Regions from separate parts of the Mus musculus genome. Here region 2 is linked to region 1. A link is a loop called in an ENCODE intact Hi-C map of the cell type or tissue named here. Cell type or tissue: left cerebral cortex. All regions are shown on one strand. Links, peaks and the distances in the headings refer to the core of each region. The heading gives the core; the rest is flanking DNA. Region 1 overlaps Hunk (hormonally upregulated Neu-associated kinase). Region 2 holds the start of Gm36063 (a long non-coding RNA gene).

Region 1 (8,537 bases), core at 182-8,181:
AGGAGAAAGGGGGCGGGCACAGTACACAGGTACACATCCTACCAGCTTTGCAGAGCCAGATGCCTGCAGCTGGCAGTTATCTTTTAAAAGGACTCTTCACCCGTCAAAGCTCAAACACGTCACATCAAATACGGAGAGCGTCTGTGGATGGCTCTCCTCTTCTCTCTGCTTAAAGAGTTCTATTTTCAGTGTCAAGTCCTGGGAGCTGAACGGAAGCCATGCTGAATGAAGAACACCATCAGCTCTGGGAGAAAAGCCTGGCCTCCTCCTGTAATGGGTCCTCGGGAGGGAGTCAGTCCCTCCCTAAAGTTTAAGTAGTCCAGGTCTTACCAAATTCAGCCAGGACTAGAGCAGCTTTCTTCCAGGGTCAGCCAAATCCGTGTTCTCTTCTAGTTCAGTCAGAGCTCTGAGAGGCCAAAGGAAGCCGCCCGCCACCAGTAAATGAGAGGCAGTTGTACTGTGTCTCAGCCCTCACTGGCAAAGGCCGGCTTTGTGACGTCACAGAAATTTGCCCACTTTAGAATCGATGGACCAAGATGATGAACCTGGCTTCCTGGCTACAGCTCTGGTCTCTGACCCCATCTGAAATAGTCAAAGGCCAGAAGATTCTGAGCTGTTCCATAACTTCTAAACTAACTGTGGTCCAGCCCGTGCCAAGTCTTCCCCTCCTGACAACAGTGCCCTTTGTCCTCTGCTAAGTACCAGGGCCCACGATGCACACAGAGACAGTCCTCCATCCAGCGCCAGCCGGACAGGATCAGACAACACCAGGTTCCACAAGAGACACACAGAGTGGCACAGTCACAAAACCGGAAATGCATCTTTGGTTCAATCCTGGAGGGGAAGGTGCAGATTACAGCATGGACTGAAAGCCTGTTTGGGGGGCACTGTTTCCTTTGGGGACGAACCGTCTTGTGAGCGTGTTCCCAGGGGGCGGCAAGCCTGCTCCTAGCTCCCAGCAGAACAGCTAAGTTCTAACCACGGCAGAACAGCATGACACAGCGAATTCCCTGCTTCTTGCTGTCTCAACTCTGCTTTAAGAATCCTTTCTCTCTCTCCAGAGCCATCTGGAGCTAAGTTCTATGCCTTCTGCTGTTGCCACGGTATAAACACAGGATGGCTAGGCTACTATCCCTTAGGCAGGCAGGCCACTGTGGTCCTCCTGTTGCCACCCAAGCCAGCCTTTCGGCCATCTGAGCTGCAGCCTCTCAGAAAAACAAAAACACGTGAATTTGGTAAAACTACTTTTCATCTGGCCAACTAGTTTTTGTTTTTGAATTGCTATTTTGAGCCAGACACGGATATATACTTGTAATCTCAGCACTTTGGAGACTGAGGCAGGAGGATCATGAGTTTGAAGCCAGCTTGGGCTACTTAATGAGACCCTGTCTTTAAAAAAAAAAAAAAATTTAATTAATGACTTCATATAAAGAAAGATCTCTTTGGACAAGTTCGTTCAATCCTCAGCAAATTTCAACCCAAAAAGAAAAGGTCAGGGGAAAAAGAAAGAGAGGAAAGAAAAACCTGTCAAAACGTTGCACAGGAATGAGCGTTTAATGAGTCTTCGTCTTCCTCCTGGGTTCTCTCTGCTGGGTTCCATCTCTGTCTGAGGCGCCATCCCATCTTCCTCCCGGTCCAGCACTGTGACTCAGCACTCTGTGGGGACTCACTGTTAGGGAAAGGGGGGTTGCTTCCCTCTGTAGAGGGATCCCTAGGTTGGGTGAACGTCCTTACCAGCGAGTGGCACGTCCGCGTGAGACTGTAACTGACCACTGACGGTCAGTTACAGAACTGTGAGAGACACACAGAGCGGAGGGGAGGGACAACCTGGTACCAGTCTGGAAATCTGATTGGCCCAGCAGATGGAGGTGTGGTTTTTAGCTCTGAGCCCACTGGGGGGATCCTGGAGAGGGCTCAGTGATTGGTGATATAGCAAAGAAAATCTCAGGCTGGAAGGTGTGATTCCCACAGTTCGCCCCCTCCCCCTCCCCCTAGTCGCAGCGTCTCAGAGGGTCCCTAAGTAAGTGTGTGGACTTTGAGTCTGTGGACTTCAGCTGATACAAGCGTGGGACTTTGTGTGGCAGGTATAAAAGAATAAAGGATGCTCCCGTGAGGTTGTTCACCCATGCCCTGGTGCCTGCCTGTGTGGAGCCCTGTTCCGTGGCTGTCCTCACAGAGACCCAGAATCTTGCCATCCCAGGTTAACACTGGCCCTTGACACCGTCGGCCATGTCAAAGGAGAGGCTGGAGGGGGCTGTGGGCTGCAGAGGGGACATGCTGGCGTCCAGGGACCTCTCTGAGGAAGGCTGCAGGCTCTGGTGCCGCTTCCTCAGCATCTGTCCGATGCCCATCATGGGGAACCGTCCCCTGCTCTTCACACAGTTGGGGCTCCCCAGAGGCTGCAGGAGGCCATTACTGGGAACGGGAGGCGGTGAACACACACCCTCCTCTTTCGGGGGGCTGTTCTTTTCTTCGTGGGCAAAAGAGACCAGCGTGGAATGCAGTGGAGTTTGGAGAGGTGAGGTACTTCCGGACAGCAGCCCCTGGGAGAGTGTCCTCTCACTAGAATTCCTACGAGCCAGGCTCACAGGCGAGCTCAGGATCCTATAATGGTGAGAAGGGGACAGCAGTTCTATGTGGTCCTCTCGATCCACAGACTCAAAGGAGCGTACCATATCCAGCAGCAGGGGCTCTTCCTTGGGGAGGATGCTGGCACTTCCCGGCCCTGGTTGGTGTGGCTCTAGTTTCTTTACAATCCTTGGTGTCCTGGGAGGTGGGACAGGGATGAATTCCATGGAAGAAGAAGCCACACAATTGGAATCAGAGGTTTTTCGGAAAAGATTGCGGCAGACGAAGGAATCTACATACCAAGGAAACAAGACCATGAAAAATAGGTTCAGAAAGAGCACACACAGCCATTGTGTTCATGCCCTCCCAACCACCACCCCCCACCCCCAGCCACCACCCCCAGCCACCAGCTTAACTGAGACAAGCAAACTAATGCAAGCAGGAGGAAGCAAACACCCTAGTCTAGTTAGAGGAAGAATCAGCCAGAACATCTGAGGCCCCACAGAACCCCACAAGTCTTTCTAGGGTATAGGAGGCACCAGGCTAACCCAATTCAACAGCCACTCTATTTTGGTAACTGAAAATCCCAGAGGCTTTTGAACAGAGGTTTGCTGCTCAACAGAACATCCACTAAAAGCTAAAACGTCCACAGAGTCTGGCTTACTGAACACCCACATATCTGATCTTCCTTCCAACTGCTAACTATGGAAAGACTTGGGTCCTCTCAGATACTTTCTTACAAGTTTGCCATGGTAAAAAAAAAAAAAAAAAAAAAAAAAAATATATATATATATATATATATATATATATATATATATATATATGTAACAGAAAGTTTACCAGCTCAATTTCTTTCACTCAACAGTTTGGCAAAGACACACAGCTATTTTATCCTGCAGAAATAATGCTGCCATTGAAGACTCATCCATTCTGTCTTGTTTCCCTACACTCTGACAACCCCATTCCACCTGCAGCTCCCTGAACTTGGCCATTGCAGGAACACACATAGTCTCATAGGATAGCTGAACTTTGAAGACTGGCTCTTTCCCCTTAGCGCAAAACCTTCCAGGATCATCCAGGCTGTAGGTGCCCCTCCTTTTTTCAAGCCTCCCTTGTGGCTTTAAAATCAAGGCAGCCTCGGCAACTTCAAACAGAACTGTGAGGCAAAGGCAACTAGCCAGCGGCCAGACTTCCCATCTCGAGTTGGCATTGACCAGCATCTGGGTTTGTAAACTGTCCCAGGAAAGAGAGGGCAACCCCCCGTCCCCCCCGTCCCCCCCCCTCCCCCCGCCCAGAGGCTCGACCCTTGGGGGAAAGAGCACCAAGCTGATAAAGAATCAGCTCCATCCACCTCAGGGTCTTTTCACTGAGTAACGTTTTAAAGCCCAGCTGCAGGAGCAAGCTGCTGCCCAGTGCGAGTGGCTTCAGGAGCAGCCAAGGGCTCGGAGAATCTTCCTTCCCCACGTAAATAAATACTCAGACACGGAAATAAATCTCCTCAGGCAGCAGATGCCTGGTACGTGACAGCAGGAAGATGTAGGATTTCATTAATGGCTAATCTTGTCAGTGATCCGGCTGGTGCACAAGCATGGCTTCCCTTCCTAGTGCTATGTTCTGTGCACCAAGACCGGCCGGGCTCTGGGAAATGGAGGGCTAGGAGCTGCCACCCCAGAGTCCCACTAAGCAGAGCAACAAGTCTGAGTTGACCTCAGATGACCACTCCCCTCCCTGAGCCTCAAAGTCTGTGCTTTGACCTCTATAAATAAATAATAAAACCTCAGCAACCCACCTATATAAAGAGAACACTCTTGTCTCAAGATTCCATGTTAGGACACCCCCAGTCTCCCTCCCAGTGAGGGGGGGGGATTTCTCTCACGAATCTCAAACCTGTGCCATCCAGGGATGATCACACGTATCAGTTATCAACAATGGAATAGATTCTGAATTGGACACAGTGAGTTTATTTATAGTAGCTCTAACAGCCAGTGGCTATTACAACTAAGGGACTCAAAGGAAGACCTCTGGCCCACAACCAACCAGCAGAACTGGGACTTGAACTTGGCTCGGGGAATCCCACCACCACTCCAGAACCCAGACACAGTCACACTTGAATGTCTCATGGGGCCATGTTTCCAATAAGTCTACATCCCAGCACCCGATTTTGCCTCCACCTCCTGCTCTCATCAATCTATCCCATTGGTTCATGCAATCTCAGGTACTCATCCTAGCCCAGAATGTGGTGTGTGCCAGTCTCTGAGGCTGCACATCTCCCTCTATTCTTACACCCCAACCTTCTGTGATACCTTATGCCCTGGCCTCCAGTCCCACAATGCCATGCATGCAGACTTCTGCCCCTACATGCTCTGGACCTGCAGACTCTCATACCACAACTATCTATCTGATGACAGTCCCTATAGTACCATGTACCCCAGCCTCGGCTCCTACAACACTAATTTCTGGTCTGATTTCTGCCTCTACAGTTCTTTATATCTCAAGTCTTCTTCCACAGTCCCGAGCACCCTGATGACCCGCTGCCATATCTCTGTGTCTGCTCCTTTTACACCGTGTACCTGCAGTGCTATGCACCCCATCTCTGTTTTCATCATACTGCGCACACCCATCTCTGTCTTCTCCAACCCTGCACAGGTGATCCACCCCGCTGCTTGGTCTGAGTCCCTTGGCCTTGGATGTACCGATGGGCCCTTTCCAGCGGCACAGTCGCCTCTGTTCTGAGCCCACACAGCCACCCGCACACAGTGAGCTGAGCAGGACAATGGAGTTGACCTACCTTTGTCGGGGAAGCCTGACTTGGAGGCCTTCCTGTCTTTGAGCAGGGCTTTGGTACTCTGGAGCTGTGTGATCAGCGAGGGCGATGGCTGTTTGTGAGAAGGCAGATTCTTGTCCAACTTCTTGGAAAACGGACGGTGGAGAAAATCACCTCTTTTTTCTTGTTCTTTGGGCTTTTTATCCTTCGAAACAAAGCGAACACACCTAGTCAGACACCCACAAGAATACACTCGAGGCTTCATCTCTGAAAAAGTCACCCGAAGAGATGAGAGGAACTCATCTTTTAAATGTTGTATGCTTACCCGTGTGTGGACTGAGGAGAAGTCTGAGGTCTAGCCAGTGCTCCAGAGAGCCAACTCCCTCTGCCTGGGAGCAAGTGAACCTCTCTCTAGCTCACTTACACTGCACTGTGTCAATATGTTCCAGAGTGGCCAAGGCCACGCTATGTGATCAAGTATTCTGGAAAAATCTGAAGGAACTAAGGAGCAAAAAAGCCAGAGTTTTAAAGACCTACTGTGTGCTTTGAAGTATTGCCATGGTTAAGCATGGTCGTGCAGACCTATGATTTCGTTATTCTGAGGCTGAGCAAGGAGGATTTCAAGTTCAAGGCCAGCCTGACCTACATAGTGAGACCTGGCTGGGGTTAATCGTAACCTTCAACTTGATTGGATTGAGCAACGTGTAGGGGCTTTACAGAGCCTGCTCCTGGGGGTGTCTATGAGGGCAAATCCTGATCTTATCTATGTATCAGTTGATGGTCTCAAAACTGGAAAGGATGGTTAGGGAAGAGGTGAAATTTAGGGAGGCAGGGCTTGGTTGAGAGAAAGGCCACTGAGTGTGTGTTATTTGCAGTTATATTTTGCTTTGGCCTCTTTCCTAATATCTATTTGCTTCCATCCGCTATGATATGACCAGCTCTGCTCTGCCCTGACCCCTATGGTCTGAAAACTCTGAAATCAGAAGCAAAATAATTTATCCTATAAGTTGTTTTTTCATATGGATAGCACAACAGTGAAAAATTCCAAATAAACCATGTCTCAAAATACTAAATCCATCCCTCCATCCTTCCATCAATCCGTCCATCCATCCATCCATACATGCATACATACATATATACATACATATACATCACCAAGTGGTACCCTGAGATGCTAACTGCATCAGAGACTTGGCAAACACAGAGATGGCTGCTTTCATTTAACAGGAGACCCAGCATGTTTAGTCTAAACACTAAAGAGCCAGAGAAGTCCTGGTGAGTTCCTAACCCTCACTATAGTCTAAGCATGGGAGCACTTATGTACAGACCTAAAACCCGCCTGGATATTGCCATTTTTTTGAGCTGTAGATTTTATCTCTACAGAACCAGATCCTAATCCCTCTAATGGGAGTGGACTCGACTGTTTGATTTGCCTTCAGCCCCACAGTCTCTGGCATTGAGCCAGGCACTTAGACCCAGCATTATAAGCAGCAACCGGGAGGGAGAAAGGGTCAGTGGAAACTGAACTGATTAAAATTAATTGAGTTCAAGTTTCTGGGAACAGTGGAGCCACTAAGCAACTGCAGAAGGAGAAATCCTTTCTCTGGCCCTGATGACGACACTCGTATTTACTGTTAAACCTGGGCAAGGCATCCCTGATCTTGCCCTGGGTGAGGGGAAGGCAGCTTTCTACATTTTTCCCCCTTTAAGCTGAACAGTATTTTTAATTTGAGGGAGCTCATCAATGTTTCATTTATGTGCTGACGAGCTTTGCGAGGAAGTGGCCCTTGGCACTTTCACCAACGTGCCCTTCCCGACAAGGATGCCCGGTTCCTTTGCAGAGAGCTCGTTGTGCAGAGACAGGAAGTGAGGATGTGGGGTCCTCAGTGCCACTCCCAGGGATAGAAACACCGGGGAGAGATAACCCTTAACCAGTGAGGGGGTGAGAAGTAAGGAGAGCGGCTCACATAGATACTACAGGCTCCTTCCTCAGCCGCCGCCGCTGCCATTACTAAGGTCACAGGAAGCCTGTGATGAGGGACGAGCCTGGGATGGTCCAGGGACTCCTCCTGAACTGACTGAAAACTCAGTGATTCACAGCCCTCATCGGTACTATGAACTCCACATGGCCTAGGATAGGGTCAGGTGGTGGCAGCTGGAAGAGACTTGGTTACTGTAGGAGCAGCCTCCCAATAAAAGACTCTCCGCTGTACTTCCAAACACACGGTCCCTTCCACCACACTGTGATGCAGCGAGAAGGCCCTCCCTCTGCAGACACTGGCATCCAGAAATGTAAGAAATGAACCTCTGTTGTTCATAAATTATCTGGTCTCGGGCATTCTACTGTTAACAGAAAATGCACCAAGACATCCAGATTGCTACAAGGTGTGTTCCAAGTGACCATGGGAAGGCAGGCAGGAGATAATCACAGGTCTCTACTGCTCTCTGCCCCTCTGTTTCTATGAAACACAAATGGTCCACATTCTACCTTTTCTAAAGCAAAGGAGAACAAGCTTTTATAGCAAATGCACAGACAGACAGACAGATGGACAGACACACATACACACAGAGCCATGTGAATGCATATAGACACAAATAGAACAACACACAAACAGAACACACACACATACACAGACAGACAGAGCCACTTAGATACACACACAGATAGACACATATAGACCCAAGCAGATACACAGGCAGCACACACAAACACAGATGGGCAGATAGACACACACACACACACACACACACACACACACACACACCTACAGACCTCTATGGAGCTTGAAAGAGGGTATGATAGGTTTGCCCTGAAAAGTCTAAAGGAACTTCTTCCGTTCTTTTTACTTTTTCTTTTTTACTCTTTCTGTTCATCTGCAAAGTCACCATTTCTATCCGTTCCTACCTCAAGGGGGGGGGGAGAAAAATAAACCTGATGAGATACACTGTTGCAATGCACTTTAAAATAAAACTTGATAAAAAAAAAGATCAAATTGCATTCACCCCATTTTAGAACATGAGAGGGAGAGGGAGAGGAAGGGGGAGGGGGAGGAGGAGAGGGAGAGGGAGAGGGAGAGGGAGAGGGAGAGGGAGAGAGGGAGAGGGAGAGGGAGAGGGAGAGAGGGAGAGGGAGAGAGCGAGCAGCAAAGGCTCCTTCAGACCGCTCTGTACCCCAGGCACAGGTGGGCAGCCAGCAGCTGTGGGA
Region 2 (8,537 bases), core at 81-8,080, 130 kb before region 1:
GGTGTTGCTGGGGCTGCAGGGCTGCACAGAGGGGTGGGCTGGGGCTGCAGAGTTGCATAAGGTATGAGCTGGGGCTGCAGGGCTGCAAAGTTGCACAGGGGGGTGGCCTGGGGCCGTAGGGGCTGAGTTCTGGGCTCCTCGCTTCCGGCGCGCCGTGCTGTTCAGAGGCGGCTTATTTTCCTTTCTGCGAGTTCCGGCGTGGAAGAAAGGGACAGTAACACATTCCAGATGCTTTTATTTTTCTCCTCCTGTAATTGGAAACAAAAATATAGCATGGCTTTTAAATGGAAAGTGCCAGAGAGGGGTGATGCTTTTAGCTCTGGGGTTTTAACCATGATTTAGAGCCCAGCATGAGGCTGTGGCCCGTCATCACCGCAGCTGGTTGGCTCACGCTGCTCCCTGCAGACCAGCTCAAGGCTTTATCTCGGAGCCCGGGTGAGCTTCGGTGGTGAGTCCTATTTTAAGAAACTCTAATACACGAACCAAAATGCACAAAGCAGACGGATCTGGGCAGGCCGAACAGCCACACATTCAAAGGACGATTGTTTGCTGGAGGCCTCCTCAGCTCAGGCCTCCCGGTTCATCCATGTTCTCCATCCAGCACATCGTTAATCAAGGAGGAAGGGGGCGAAGCCGTGTTCCAAGCGGGGAAACTCCAAGAAGAAGATGAATTATAAAAGCCCAGAGACAGGCTCATGTAACCATAAGACCTTAGGAAGAAAGGACCTAAATTGCCACAGGCCCACTGATTCCCCCTCAGCTTTGCAGAGGTCCTCATAAGCCCGGGTTCCCAGACCTGACTTACAGCCCTGTCTGGCACTGTCCCAGCTTCCTGGTAAGTCACTCAAAGAGATCAGCCTGTGCTAGCAGGAGAGAATGGAAAGCTCGAAGCATCCCTTGGAATCATTTGTTCTCCCCATTGGCCAATCACGCTGGACAAACGGGACAGTGGAGGAAAGCAGGATTCCTTAGACCTGGGAAGGCCTGGCTCCCACCAACAAGTCACGATAATAACAGAGTCCGTTCCCTCCAGGGAGATCATCACAATACAACGCAGATCTAGAACCCCCAATCTGACAGCAGACCAGGAAGGAATGATAAAGCTAAACAGCCATTCCATCCTTAAATCACTTGCATAAAGCCCCGTATGAATGGGATCCTGATCTCTGGAGCAGATAGTCAGGTCTAGCCTCTATAAGCCTGTATGAATGGAATTCTGAGCTCTGGAGCAGGTAGTTAGGTCTAGCTCTTATCTTTTGTCTTCTTCAAAGTAAATACAGACAACTTTCTGTGTCTGTGACTTCTATACCCGTAGATTTAACCAACCTGGATGTCAAGTCATTTATAATTGTCTTTGTTCTGCCCACTAGACCTGCTTCCACCATCATTCACTAGACGTAACTAGTTTTTTTTTTTTCAAACAAATGTTGTTCTGTGTATTTGACCACCAGCTGCACGATGGCATCATACAAAATGCATTCCATGTGTTGAGAGTAAGTTCTTCCTAGGTCCTTTCTACACGATGGTGTCACTCTCCTACTGGTCTTCTATGTCAGGTTATTGTGGAGTGTTGTCTGGTGTTACCATTCAGAAACCCTTCATCAAATTTTAGCTCCTGTCTGACGAGGAAGTCCTCTTGTCACAACGGTTTGCCCAACATCAGTTTTCTGATTCCATAAATCTCTCTACCTCTGTTATCAATGATCTTACCATAAAATAAAAAACTTGTCCTTAGACAAAATAAAAAGACTCCAAAAAGAGATAGACTAAATACTTAAAGATTGAATACTTCAGTTGCCTGACACCCTGTGTGGGGTGGGGTTTGTTTGTTTTTTTAAAGATTTACTTATTTTTATATATTTGAATACATTGACGCTGTCTTCAGACACACCAGAAGAGGGCATCAGATCCCATTACAGATGGCTGTGAGCCACTGTGTGGCTGGGAATTGAACTCAGGACCTCTGGAAGAGCAGCCACCACTCTTAACCACTGGACCATCTCTCCAGCCCATAGAACAACGATTTTTTTTAATGTTGTAGTGAGTACAAAATAAGGGTTTATGTGATCAACTTGACCGTATCTAGGATCACTAGGAGAAAAATCTCTGGGCACGTCCTGAAGAATTTTCTGGATTAGACGAGTCATTGTTGACTTATAATCCTTTGAATACCTGCTGCTCAACCATCTTGTAAAAGGTATGTTACATTTCTCTTTGAAATACAGTTGTTTATTTGTTTGCTTGTATGTGTAGGGATATGAATGTGCCCAGGTACATTTGTAGAAATGAGAAGACAACTTTCAAAAGACTCAGTTCTCACCTCCCATATGTGGGTCCTGGGAATCGAACTCAGGCCATTAGGTTTGGCAGCAAACATCTAACAACCCCAATGTAATGCATCCTCACTCTCGTTATCCAGGATGTATTAGGCTTTTCTTTTCTTCGCGGCTTTTGAAACAGAGTGTCATGTAGTCTAGGCTGGCCTTAACCTCAATATGTAGCCAAGTCTGGCTTTGAACTTGTGAACCTCATGCCTTCACCCCCTAAGGTGCTGAGATGATAAGTGTTTGTGGTACGATGCCCGGGATTGACCAGTTCTTTATAAAGTTCACAATCCTTTTACACCGTGATCTGTCGGTCACCTAAATAGATGACACAATAATTAACTAGTTTAAATCTTTCTGTAGTTGGGGGTTCCATCCTAGATGTTTGAATTCAGAATCTTTGGGATTAAAGATTAAATCTGTTCTCTGTGACCCAGATGAACACTGGGGCTGAGAACCTGTGTAGGACCATCTTCGACTACGCAGGGTCTTGGGGTGAATTGAGGAATTGGCCCGTTGTCAGGGAGCTCTGTGCTCTGCTTTGTGGCTGCTCTTCACTAGCTTCTTCTACTTGGGTTTGAAGAGTCACAGGGAGGATGAGTGAAGGGCCTCCATCATCCTGGCCGAGCTCCCAGCCTTTTGCTGGTCTGCTTAGTTGGATCTAGTAGGGAACCATGGAGTCTTTTTTTTTTTTTTTTTTTTTTTTCTGGGAGGCTGAGCCAGGGTTCAGCCCCTCTCCTCGGGCCCCTGTTTCTCCAAACTCTGAATAGCTGAGAGGCCTTTCAGAGAAAGCACGTGGGAACTCGACCAAGATCTAATTACAGAGTTAGACACATGTAGGAAAGAGGGAGCGAGACAGGATCCCCCCCACCTTTCACAGTGCAGGGGAGCAGTATTTGAATATTCTCTGCTTATCTTCTAAGTGGTTAGAATCCAGGTAGACCTCCGTTGTTTCTGTGTTGTTGATATCTCCATCCAGCATCGTCAGAACCTAGGACAGATGGGGTCCAGGCAAAGATCACACGTTACTATGGCTCCTGGGGTGTTTAGAGGTCTTCAGACTGTACTAGCAGCTGATTCAGGAATTGTCTAAGCACAACTCAAAGCTGCTCTTCTCACTTGGATCCACTGGCTCCAAGTCAAGGTCCCCATAGGAGGATGTGGAACATGAGACTTTCTGAAAGTTTTTTTTTTCAGTCCATTTACGGTCATACTTGTCTTCTTGAACTTTAGCTAAAGTAAATAATTAAGGGTGTGCTTTCCTGAATAGCTACAGTGCTAGCTGCAGTATTGTTTGCATTGTACTGGGGGTGGGGTGGGGTGGAGGGAAACCCAGGAAGAGTCCAACAGCCAACCATCGAGGAGCAAGTAAATGAAGTGTGTCATTAATAAAAATCAGGATCTGGGCTCTGCTCTGGGACGGGCAATGTCATTTGTTATCGTTTAAATGCCAAAAAAGGCCCCTTCCAAATCAGCGTGGACGTTGTGATCTCACGTTGCATCTACGTGCTGAGCGCGTTCCTTTTCCCTTCGCTGTGACAAAATGCCTGGCAGAAACAGCTTCAACGGGGAGGGTTTATTTTGGCGGGCAGTGTGAGGACTCAGCCCATCACAATGGGAAAGGCATGGGGGCAGGAGCTGGAGGCAGCATCCACAGTGTCACCAGAGGGCCAGATGCTGGCACTCTACTTTGCATTCTCAAGCAGTCCAGGACCCCTGTCGGTGGAGTGATGTCATCTTCATCCAGGGTGGGGTTTTTTGTTTTTCTTCCGGTGAACTGGCTCTGAAAACACCCTCACAGACATCCACAGGTTTGTCTCCATCGAGCTGACAAGACTAGCTGTTACACATGCCAAACCTAACAATGATCCCCGGGGGAAGATTAAGGTGACTTTGATTGCTGCCTTCTTTGCATGTTGCATTGTCTACTACTGCTGTTACTGGTGCTGTTGCAGTTGATAATGATGGCGATTATTATTATTATCACCACCACCACCACCACCACCACCACCACCACCACCACCACCAACAACAACAACAACAACAACACCATAACCACAGCAGCAGCAACAGCAACAGCAGCAGCAGCAACAGCAGCAGCAGCATCAATCATCAAGTACTATGAGCAATTGCTAAGAATCTAATGTTGTGGTATGGGGAGAGTGAGCCTCTGAAAATGAGGCTGGATGACAGTAAACTTAGTCCCTGCCTCTCCCTAGAGAGCGTCCACAGTCATCAAGGTTGACTCTCCAAGCGCATCTCTTCCCAACTGTACTTCCCAAATCCATCGTAGTTGGATGGGCTGCAGTGGGCCTTACCCACGGGCATCATGTGTTTTCATCTGGCAGAGAAGAGATGTTCCTGACTGATGCCTGGTATTTCCCAGGCCTCCTAAAAGAGTGGCAAATTACAGACACTGGGATCCAACCAAAAGTGCATCTCAACTGAACAGTATCCCCCCACCCCCTTTCCACCATTGTGGGGGACCAGGAAGGAGGTCAATATGCTGTATCCCCCATCCTGAGCTCAGAGTAACTGAGTAGAATACTAAGGACCATGTAGATGGAACCCCCAGCTCTTTTATTTTGACGAACTTGTCCATGGTTACGTCACCCTCTTAGCCGAGTGGCCCTGCTGATACTGCAGCTCTGAAGGAAGCTCGCTCCCAGACCTGTGACTGACTGCACTAAAGAGCTTTTGGCCTCACCATGACTTCAGTGTGGTGCGGCTCTCTACACGCAGGCAGAACCCAGAGAAGAATGGCCTGAGTTCTCCAGCAGAGCACACCCATCAGCCCTAATGGGCCCCTTGGGAAGCATAAAGGAGGGAGACGCCAGAAGCATTATTCTAAAGTAAGGGTCAACACACTGCTCCCAAGAGCTACATCTGGCACGCTGCCGGCTTTTGTAAATTAAGTTTTCCTGGAACGCAGCCACACGTGTTCATTTATGTGTCGTCTAAGGCCGGGTTTGTGTTCCAAAGACACAGTTAGGTAGTAACAGTGGAGACTCTGTAGCCTGGGAAGCCAAAAATGTGTTCATTTATCCCTTTCCAGAAAACGAGTCTTGGCTCTTTCACTACAGGGTGCCCATCATCCAGGAAGTCCAGAAGAGGGGCGGAGACTCCCCGATGTCGTCATCCCTGTTACGCATGCTTGCTAGCTGTCCGCTCTCTGCTGCTGAGTTTCCTTTGCCAGACGTTTAAGCTCCAAAGTCCACCTCCCAGCCTTTCCTCCTCTCCGAAACTTCTCTCAGTTGCCTCGAAGACTGTCACAGTCTAAGTCTTATCTTGAAACTTAATTGATTGGCTCAACCCAGGACATTTTTGGGATGGTTTGGATACAGTTCCAGTGTGTTTCCCAAAGGAGGTTGTGTGCCTGTGTGTGGAGGGTTGGGATGGAGTACAGTTTAACTCCTAGTCACATGGAACAGAATCCAGATAGGATAAGAATGATTAGATGCCCGGAGGCCTGCAGGCCAGGAATACAAGCAGAGCCTCATCAGCATCTTGTACCTCACCTGCTGGCGGCTGCTGGCTCTCCTTGGCATTTGTGGCTACTTCCCTCCCATCCCCCCTTTCCTCTTGCTTTGTACTAAATCTCCTTAATTAAATGTCTTAAATGGATACCATGCTGGTGTTTAGGGCTCACCTAGATGCTCTAGAATAACCCCTATCATCTCAGATGCCTTAGTTTAGTAAAGCCTAGTTTTCCAAACATGGTCTGTTTCACGGCTTCTGGGAATTAGGTTATGTGCACATTTCTCTCTCTCTCTCTCTCTCTCTCTCTCTCTCTCTCTCTCTCTCTCTCTCTGTGTGTGTGTGTGTGTGTGTGTGTGTGTGTACTGTGGAACTTACTATGAGAACCCAGTCCTGGACTTGACTAATAGGAGAGGAGGTCTGGTTTGTGTGAGGATTTTTGTAAAGCTGTAGAAAGATTTGGGGGGGGGGGGGTGGTGGAAATGTCCAGGGGGAGGAACATCACTGTCCCCTTGGTATCTAAACCTCCTCTGCCCAGAAACCAAGTCCATTTCCACTGGCACAGGACATGGGCATGGCTACTTTTCTCATCGCTGTGACAAAAAAAACCAACAAAAAGAGTTTAAGGAAGGGGAGGTTTGAGGGCTGAAATCTGTCCTTGCAAGAGGAGGTGCTGGCATGGCAGGAGCCAAAGACAGGTGGTCACAGTGCATTCCACTGTGTTAGACTCAGGTGTTACCTAGGCGACGCCAGTCAACCTGACCATTAGGATTGCCTGACAACAGTCTGTTCCTACAGACTGTCGAAGCTTTTGCCTGAGAGTCGGGGAGAGGAACTGAACAAGGATTCATATTTAATTGCATAATTCAGACCCCGGAGCTGTATCTCCGCCTCATTTTCTCCAATTAAGTATGAAGAGAATGTGAGGGACCACGGCCACCCCCCAAGGGAGCAACTGGAATGTGTTTCTTGTGAACTTCCTGTGTCTCAGGACAAGTGTTGGTTTCAGCATCTTTGTCTTGAAGTAAGGAGGCTTCTTGCAAATGCCATCTTACCTCAAGACTGTAAACACTTCAACTGCCTTTCAAATACAGCCAGAGACCCACCCAGCTCCAACCTCTGGGTCCCATTCTCTGTGACCGTGCCTCTCAGATGGAGTACCCTGTACCAGGGGCTGTCAGCTATTTTAAACGATGCTTAGAAATCAGTTTCTTTGTGGCAAGGACCACAGAAACATCTTTATAAGGCACAGATTTCTCAGCATCCCATTGGCACAAAAACACGGGGGCCCGGCTAGAAAAGAGTGCTGCTGTGTTTTTAGAATCTGGGTTCTTTTATTCTTAGGTAATGGGGCTCATTCAGTTTCTATAAATCCTACTTGCCCTTCTGTGGTCTGATTTCAAAGGAGCGTCCCGTGCCTCCAAGCAGCCTTTCCAAAATGCCAAGGCCTACGGCTGCTCTATTTAGGTGGCAGAACTGATATGAGTTTCTGTTTTGGGCAGAGGGTGAAATAAGGAACTTTCTTTTGAGTGGGCCGTTCTCAGGACGCAGCTTGGCAACATGGCCGACTCCCCGCACATGTGCCCAGCATATGTTGGTCTTTCGTCTAAATACTGAGCATGAATCACTCTGGCTCTGCTCAGTGGGGATTGTCAGAGCGTGCTGTTCCGCCAGCAGGGAAAGCAGCATTTGATTTTCTGGGAGTGAGGTGATGGGCACTTTTTTTTTTTCCTCAGTAAAATATGAACAGTGAACACTGTCAGTCCCCACTGTGAGGACTTAGGGAAAACAGAGCCAAATGACCGTTGGATGACGTCCCCTCAGTGGGGAGCTTCTAGATAGCTTTTCTGCAGGCTGCAGGCTGCAGCATGCAGGCAACCTCTGGAGAGAAGGAGGTCCTGGACAAAGCCCCAACTTGCCAGGAATTCCCGAGGCAACAGGAAAATGCTGAATTGTGAAAAGTCTGGAGTGAGCTGGCCCACATCTCCTGTTTGGCTCTGATGAAGTGAGCCACTCCCAGCTCCCCAGAGGCACAGTCCTCCAGTAAATGGGGTTCTGGTAGTTCACCTGTGACATCTGGTCCCTTACAATCGCCAAGGGCCTGTATCCCTTTGGAGATTACACTTTGAGAGCTTCAAGAATTTTCTAGTGGTTGGAGCAACTCTGGGCAAGGTGGACCAACTTGAACTTACTGCTGGAAGATTTTTCTTTGGGGACCCTCCATGTTTGATATTGGAACCCTTCAGTCCCTTGGGGATATTAGGTTCTTTGAGGTCTCCATGGAAACTCAAAAGGTCAAATATTTCTAACATGCTCTAGTAGCCTGAGCATATTTTTTTGGAAGGTAGAAATCCTGAGCACTGGAGAAGAAAAATCAAAAGTGATCCAGTCTGAAGGGATCTTATGAACAGAAAGCCAGAGGCCTCTGATGGATGTGTGACCCATCCACCCAACCACATGCACACGCTTACGGTTTATCGAGCCCCAAGATCAGATGGCTGACAAGGAAGGTGTGGAGAAGGGGGAGGAGGGAGAAAGGAGAAGGGACAGAGACTGGAAGATGTCCTGGTTTCCAATGACACCTTCCTCTTCTATGTTCAAGTTCTGACAGTGGAAGGGCTTATGGGGCAGTAACTTGGCAACTGAAAGAATGCTGACCCAGTGAGAATGAGAGCGAGAGAAAGAGAGAGAGAAAGAGAGAGAGAGAGAGAGAGAGAGAGAGAGGAGAGGAAAGAG

What was found. Hi-C counts contacts between places; a loop is a spot of excess contacts. Peaks named below come from ENCODE experiments on the same cell type or tissue, not always from the same donor. Only the 100,000 strongest peaks of a DNase experiment are listed, where the experiment ranks them.
Region 2: it touches region 1 in a loop (2.3-fold over the local background); 2 of 42 quality-filtered maps call a loop at or near these places.

The regions. Positions count from the first base shown.
Region 1 is chr16:90,490,413-90,498,949 of GRCm38, reverse strand. Hunk (hormonally upregulated Neu-associated kinase) reads right to left here. Exons shown (of 11, transcript NM_015755.2): 10 at 5,357-5,537; 11 at 1-2,860. The coding sequence ends at 2,202. Among named protein-coding and RNA genes, the nearest start is that of Gm35882, 14 kb to the left of the region's middle. In left cerebral cortex, for the core only: no CTCF peak of the experiment used is centred there; DNase peaks (open chromatin) are centred at 1,023, 3,201, 3,565 and 6,861; H3K27ac peaks cover 1,924 bases.
Region 2 is chr16:90,621,036-90,629,572 of GRCm38, reverse strand. Gm36063 (a long non-coding RNA gene) reads left to right here and starts at 2,003. Exons shown (of 5, transcript XR_876234.2): 1 at 2,003-2,197. Gm36116 (a long non-coding RNA gene) reads right to left here and starts at 1,138. Exons shown (of 2, transcript XR_385040.4): 1 at 806-1,138; 2 at 219-710. In left cerebral cortex, for the core only: CTCF peaks have their summits at 1,862 (motif pointing right), 4,059 and 7,477; DNase peaks (open chromatin) are centred at 367, 5,407 and 7,336; H3K4me3 peaks cover 243 bases; H3K27ac peaks cover 3,535 bases.